Regions from separate parts of the Homo sapiens genome. Here region 1 is linked to region 2. Evidence: chromatin loops called from intact Hi-C (ENCODE). Cell type or tissue: tibial artery. All regions are shown on one strand. Links, peaks and the distances in the headings refer to the core of each region. The heading gives the core; the rest is flanking DNA. Region 1 has its middle 20 kb from the start of LINC02404. Region 2 overlaps LINC01619 (long intergenic non-protein coding RNA 1619).

What was found. Hi-C counts contacts between places; a loop is a spot of excess contacts. Peaks named below come from ENCODE experiments on the same cell type or tissue, not always from the same donor. Only the 100,000 strongest peaks of a DNase experiment are listed, where the experiment ranks them.
Region 1: it touches region 2 in a loop (2.4-fold over the local background); 3 of 110 quality-filtered maps call a loop at or near these places.

What each region holds. Positions count from the first base shown.
Region 1 is chr12:91,853,569-91,856,492 of GRCh38, forward strand. No RefSeq gene overlaps it. Among named protein-coding and RNA genes, the nearest start is that of LINC02404, 20 kb to the right of the region's middle. In tibial artery, for the core only: no CTCF peak of the experiment used is centred there; no DNase peak of the experiment used is centred there; H3K27ac peaks cover 1,874 bases.
Region 2 is chr12:91,983,768-91,986,691 of GRCh38, forward strand. It overlaps LINC01619 (long intergenic non-protein coding RNA 1619), which reads right to left. Exons shown (of 5, transcript NR_132341.1): 5 at 1,209-2,924. Among named protein-coding and RNA genes, the nearest start is that of LINC02404, 110 kb to the left of the region's middle. In tibial artery, for the core only: no CTCF peak of the experiment used is centred there; no DNase peak of the experiment used is centred there; H3K27ac peaks cover 2,121 bases.

The sequences.
Region 1 (2,924 bases), core at 329-2,828, 130 kb before region 2:
GACTGAAGGTTTAGAGATGAGAGAGGAAAAAATAGGAAAAAGAAATCAGAGGAAACAAAGAGAACAAAGAGTATTTTAGTTTTTTTATCATCTTTTTTTTTGTCTCCCAAATGTTGACAAATATAAAGCAAAGTAAATCATTTTTCACCCACCACTTACCACCCACCACTTACCCTTGGTTCCACAAGCAGAAGGGGTGTACCATGGAATGAATGCTTGTGTTTCCTCCAAATTTATATGCTGAAGTTCTAATGTGATAGCACTGGGAAGTGGGACCTTTTAGAAGTAAATTGTTTGTGAGGGTGGAACCCCTTTGATGAGATTAGTGTCCACATAACAAGGGAAAGAGAGCTACTCCCTCTCTGCTCTCTGCCACGTGGTCATTATCATCTACAAACCAGAAAGGGGACCCACACCAGACGCTGGATCTGCAGGCAGCTTCATCTCGGACTTCCCAGACTCCATAACTGTGAGAAATAAATAAATGTTGCTTAAGCCACTTATGGTGTATCTATAGGTGACATGCCTATGTGTGTGATAAAGGTTTTATAGCATCCCCAGACCAGACTAAGATGATGTACTTTAAAATGCAATATTCAAAGTGATAAAAATATACAGAAGAATTGGGTTAGTGATAAAGCTGTCTAGTCGTTTACATTGCAGCACTTCTGGAAGAGCAAAGGAAAATTGCTTGCTATTTTCTCATAAGTTAGCTAAGAAATAAATATAAACTATTTTATTTTATCCAATTTACAATTAATATTAACAGTAAAAATAATAACACAAAATAAAACAAAATTCCACATAGTAAACTTTGTTGTTGACTAAAAATGGAGAGAAGCAAAACTTTTTAATAAAATATCTATCTGCAATATTAGATTTAGAATAGATATAATGTCATACAACAAAATTTCCAATTGCAGATGCTATAAATTTATTAATATAAATTTTAAAACTTGATTAGCAGTACATCACTTTCACTGAAAATTTTACATGGAAAATGATTCTGATGAGAATAATTTCAGCAAAATAAAAATAAACATTTAAAAAATTGGGTATGATTTAAGTATGCTAGATAGAAAGTTGGTAAAGGAATTAAACTGGCTTAATAAGAAAAAAAACTTCCCAGAACAAATTTCTTTTTTCCACGTACATTTTTCTCCATGTGCTCTGGAGACATTTCTGAATTTGTGTATGCTGACACATAATGAGCCCCTTTGTGTCTATTTCTGAGTAAGCTTTATTTAGTTGCCCTTCTGATAAACAGTGTAAGTTCAAAAGAATAAGCAGTCCATATTCCCCGGGCTTGGCATGAGGAGGCAGCAGATGATCTAATAGATTTCATTGCTTCTAATTTTTGTGACTAATATAGAGGTTCTGTTTTGAAAGCACCCAGATCTGGCTTCATTCTGGTTTAGATATTTGGAACAAAATGTACTCTTTCCCAAGAGTCACTTTCTCAGAACTATCCTAAGCATAATTTTTAAAGACATAAGTACATCAGGAATAGTTCAGAATGACCATGAAGCTTGCCAAAGACCTGAAGAAAATTGAAGTGGCTTAATTAAATTCAGACAGTGGGGCTAAGAGAAGTTCTTAAATAGTAAGATGAGGGATTCTTTCTATTCCCTGTCCTAAGATTTCCCTATGGAGGGACCACCTCTAGAGAAAGACTCAGGTCTCTTGCCCGTTCTCCTCCCTCAATCCTCTATAAAAGATTGGTAATTTGAAAGAAGGAACTGCTAATACTCTTAATTCTCTTCTCAGCCCCCTGTAACTCTATTTGGGAGCCAGTCTGCCTTCAAGGAAGATGCTATTGCTGCTTCCTATTGCTATAAAATGGACAGGGGTACACTCCCCTCCCCTGCCACTTTTTTCTATTTCAGAAACTCTATGATTTTTTTCTGCCTCTGCCTCGTGAACAGATGGATAAATCTGTTTCATCTCAGGGGGTATAGAACCATTAAGCCCATGTTTCTACATGCACAAGTCATGTTCCCAAACAGACAAAGGTCATATTTTGATGGTCATCCCGACTCCTACTTCTCAATGGTTCCAAACTGAGGCAGGGAGAAGTGGGAGATCAATTATTTACTGCTTACGTTCCAATATAAACCCCAATTTGCCTTCTTCTCCCTTTTCAGCTATTTCCTGTCATGGAAAATGAAGCCTGTGGCGTTTTGTTTATAGTTAGTGTGTGTGTGTGTGTTTGTGTCGTGTTTGTTTGTTTTTCTCCTTATTTTTAGGCAAAGGAAATAAAAGTAAGAATTTGGGATGCAGATAGCATTTTGGAGATCTTGTAGAATTTAAAAGCCATAAGGCTTATTTACATTTAGAAGACATACAATTCTAAGGAAAAAAAAAGAGAGATCCAAACAATGAAAAGAAGCTGAGGGAGGTAGGGCAGAGGGACATGTTTATCAGGAACAGGATCATTTTGTGTAGAAAGGACATTTGAAACAAATATGACGTGTTTTAACATGTAATCTGGGGGTGATGTAAAATATGCAACACTCTCGAATAAATTTCCTCTTGAAGTCTCAGAGTATACTCATTTTTTATGAAATTGATCTTAGATTTGGAAAATTGGTTCTGAATCTCATGAAACTCACCTTTTAAATAAAATTGGCATTGTCAGTAATATTATTACTTTGCAAACAGATTGGTAGTTTTTTTCTGTATTCCCAAATCCTATTGTATTTATTCAATAATGCAATGGAAAATACTCTATAAGAAAAGTATATGTACCTTTCTATTTATGCTCGTATTTACCATTAACATCAATAAGCACCAAAAACTGTTACTGCAATTAAATGTAGAAAAGAATTTTAAAAAACTTGACAAAAAACTCTCTGAAATATGAAAATGAAGAGTCCTTTTCTGGCTACACTGAATGGCCTCTGAGGAGGTTATAATGTCGGTGA
Region 2 (2,924 bases), core at 96-2,595:
AAAGAAATGGGAGTAGAAAAATTACTGTACTAGAAACCAGGGAATCAGCTGTAGCACAATTCACACAGGACAAATCCCCTGTGCAACTTTGGACGGAAGTGATTTTGCCTCCCCAGGATTTCAAGAGACAGAGTTAAACTGGGCATTCTCTAAATCCTTTCTTTTCTTTTTAACTTTCAAAATATTAAGGCTGTAAGAACCCTAGAAATTATGTAGATCCAACCAGTCATTAGCTACATGGGGAGACTGAGACTAGGAAAGCTAATCACCTGGCTTGAAAGCACAGGTGGTTCATGTCAGAGATTAGAACTCAGAGCTCATGACCCCCAGCCCAGTACCCCATGCACTACTCTAACACATTGTTATTCAGAGCGTATTCCATGAGCCAGTAGCATCTGCATCCCTTGGGAGCTTCATAGAAATGCAGAATCTCTCAGCCTATCCCAGGCCTACTGAATCAGAATCTGGATTTTTTTTTTACAAGGCTCTCAGGTAATTAATATGTGTATTAAAGTTGGAGAATCTCTACGTTTCCCGGTAAATGCTTAAGGGCTGAAAAACTAAAATAATGTATTTCGTTAAGGGAATATTCCGTTGCATATCTTAATACCAAAACCTTTTTTTCTATGCCCCTCTCACTAATTCATTTAACAAATATCCCCTGAGTGCTTACTGTATATGAGGTGTTGCACAAACCTAAAGGGAAGGCTCTTGCCCTCCTGGGGCTCACGTGTCACAGGGGAGTCAAAGCTCCTTCCTCTTTTCCTGCATCCTCCTTTCTCCCTCTATGCCCTCCTTTTGCCCTTTACCTTCCCAACCTCCTCTCACTTCCCGTTGTAATAATTCCTGACTAGGATCTATCTCATTTCTGAAGTCGTTGGTTTAAGAGCAAAGCATTTTATTCATTTGAAATTCCAGTTTCAGAATAGTGATTTAAAATGTTGGAAAAATTTGACTTGGCTGACTTCCAAGCAGCTTACATTATAACATCAGCATGACCCTAAAACCATGTATAAAGAAGACTAAAGCACTCAGAACACTTTGGGGGGAATACTCTATGAATACACTACAGGTTAGTCATACACTTTAGTTTTAATTTTTTTCTAATGCAGTCTTTTCTCTGGGAAGATATAAGTTTGGAAAGCTGAGATACGGGAACAAAACGACGAAGAGATTTTTTTTTTCCTGAAATATTTAGCTGGCACATCTGCATGTATAATAAAACATTTATTTTCTCATTGAGAAGGAAAGGAAAAATGTTAAATATCAACAGATTATTTTCATTCAAGAACCTTGTATGAAACACAGACAAACAGAAATCTAGTAAGTTAACTTTTTTTTTAATTAAAATAATGCCAGATACAAAGTTAACTATTTTCTGATGAGTAACGCAGGATGGAGTCTTTGCAATAAACAGCTGGACCACAAGTCGTGGTGACGTGATGCTGCTCAATTTCACTGAGGCTTACACGCCTGGCATTTTAACTTCCACTGTTTGAAAGTATTACACCTTTCTTTTTTCGCACTCCCTCACAGTTCTAAAAAGCTCTGAACTCATTTCGTTCTTCTTTTCTTCCCTTGTCTTTTCTCTCTTCAAAGATATTTCATGATGATTCTGCTTTTCAGAACTTTAGCTGAGAGTAATGAAATATCAATCTTTTGCACAATGGCAACTACATCCCTTTTCTGCTCTCTTGGGATAGTCAGAATAGCAACTGCCCAGCGTGAACAATAGGACTTCTTCTCAGTTCTGAGAGATTGGCTGTTGCTGAACAGCAGTGCATAGAAATAATCCTTGGCAATCCCATGGGTGACATTTCTCTTTCCTTATCACCCATGCTGCACACAGCCGGAACTTGATAAGACACCCAGAAAGAAGATAATGGCTGCTATCAAGCTGTCTAGGTAGAAATAATAATAATAATCTGTTTATGGAAGAGCAGCTGTCCTATTGTTTTGCATTTCATGAAATCTCAGAGTCAGAACCCTCTCTTCCATGCCAGCCCCATCCCCATTCCTCATGCCAATCCAATCACTTTGGGGTTTTAATGATGGGCATTTTATTCCCTGATCTTTTGATACAATAGACAAGGATGCATGTAAATCTCCCATAATCATATCCAGTCACAGGATGTGCTTAAAAGACTAGAGAAGAGGCATTGTATTGGAAGATTTGAAAGCTGGGAGGACGTTGTAATGAATATAGGCAAGCCCGGTATTCCTTTTTAAAATATGCACAAAACCCAGAATTACTGCAAATGAATAGTTCAGTTATCATTCCAGTCTGAAAGCTTAACCCCCCAAGGATTAAGGTAGGTAGGTCTCAATTTCTTAAAGTGGAGCCCCAAAGAATTGTGATACTACCAACAAGGCAGGTCACAGCTATGTTCACTGCTTTTTTTTGTGCACTGAACAGAATAGCCAAAGGCTTAGGAGCAGCCTGGCAGTAATGTCATTGTTCTCGTTTCTTTTGAGCCAGATTGCTCTCCTGGCTAGGGAAATATGCGGTCACTTTATTTACCAGTGTTCAGATCAAGCATTCCTTTCATCACTGTCACCTTCACAGAGGGCAGTCTGTGGATGTTACTTTCCTGTCTTTATCTGTCCACCTATCTCTGGAGAAAAAAATTAAGCAGCCATGCCCTTCAGGGTGAATCAAACAATTGAAAAGAAGAAAATATGTCAGTTTCTTTTTGCCTCCATCCAATACTTAACCACAGCCAAACTTGCATTTTCATTTCTAGAGAGGGTAGACACCTTCATTCCTAAAACAGTTATCCCACAAGGGTCCCACCATTGCAGAGAGCAGCAGGCCAGTGTTGTCTTTGTTTCTCTTTCCTGAGGCTTCCTAGAAGTCATCACAATCTCCAATTTATCCAGGCTGAGCTCACTTTCTCCTTGTGTCTCCTTTGAGTTAGGCATGG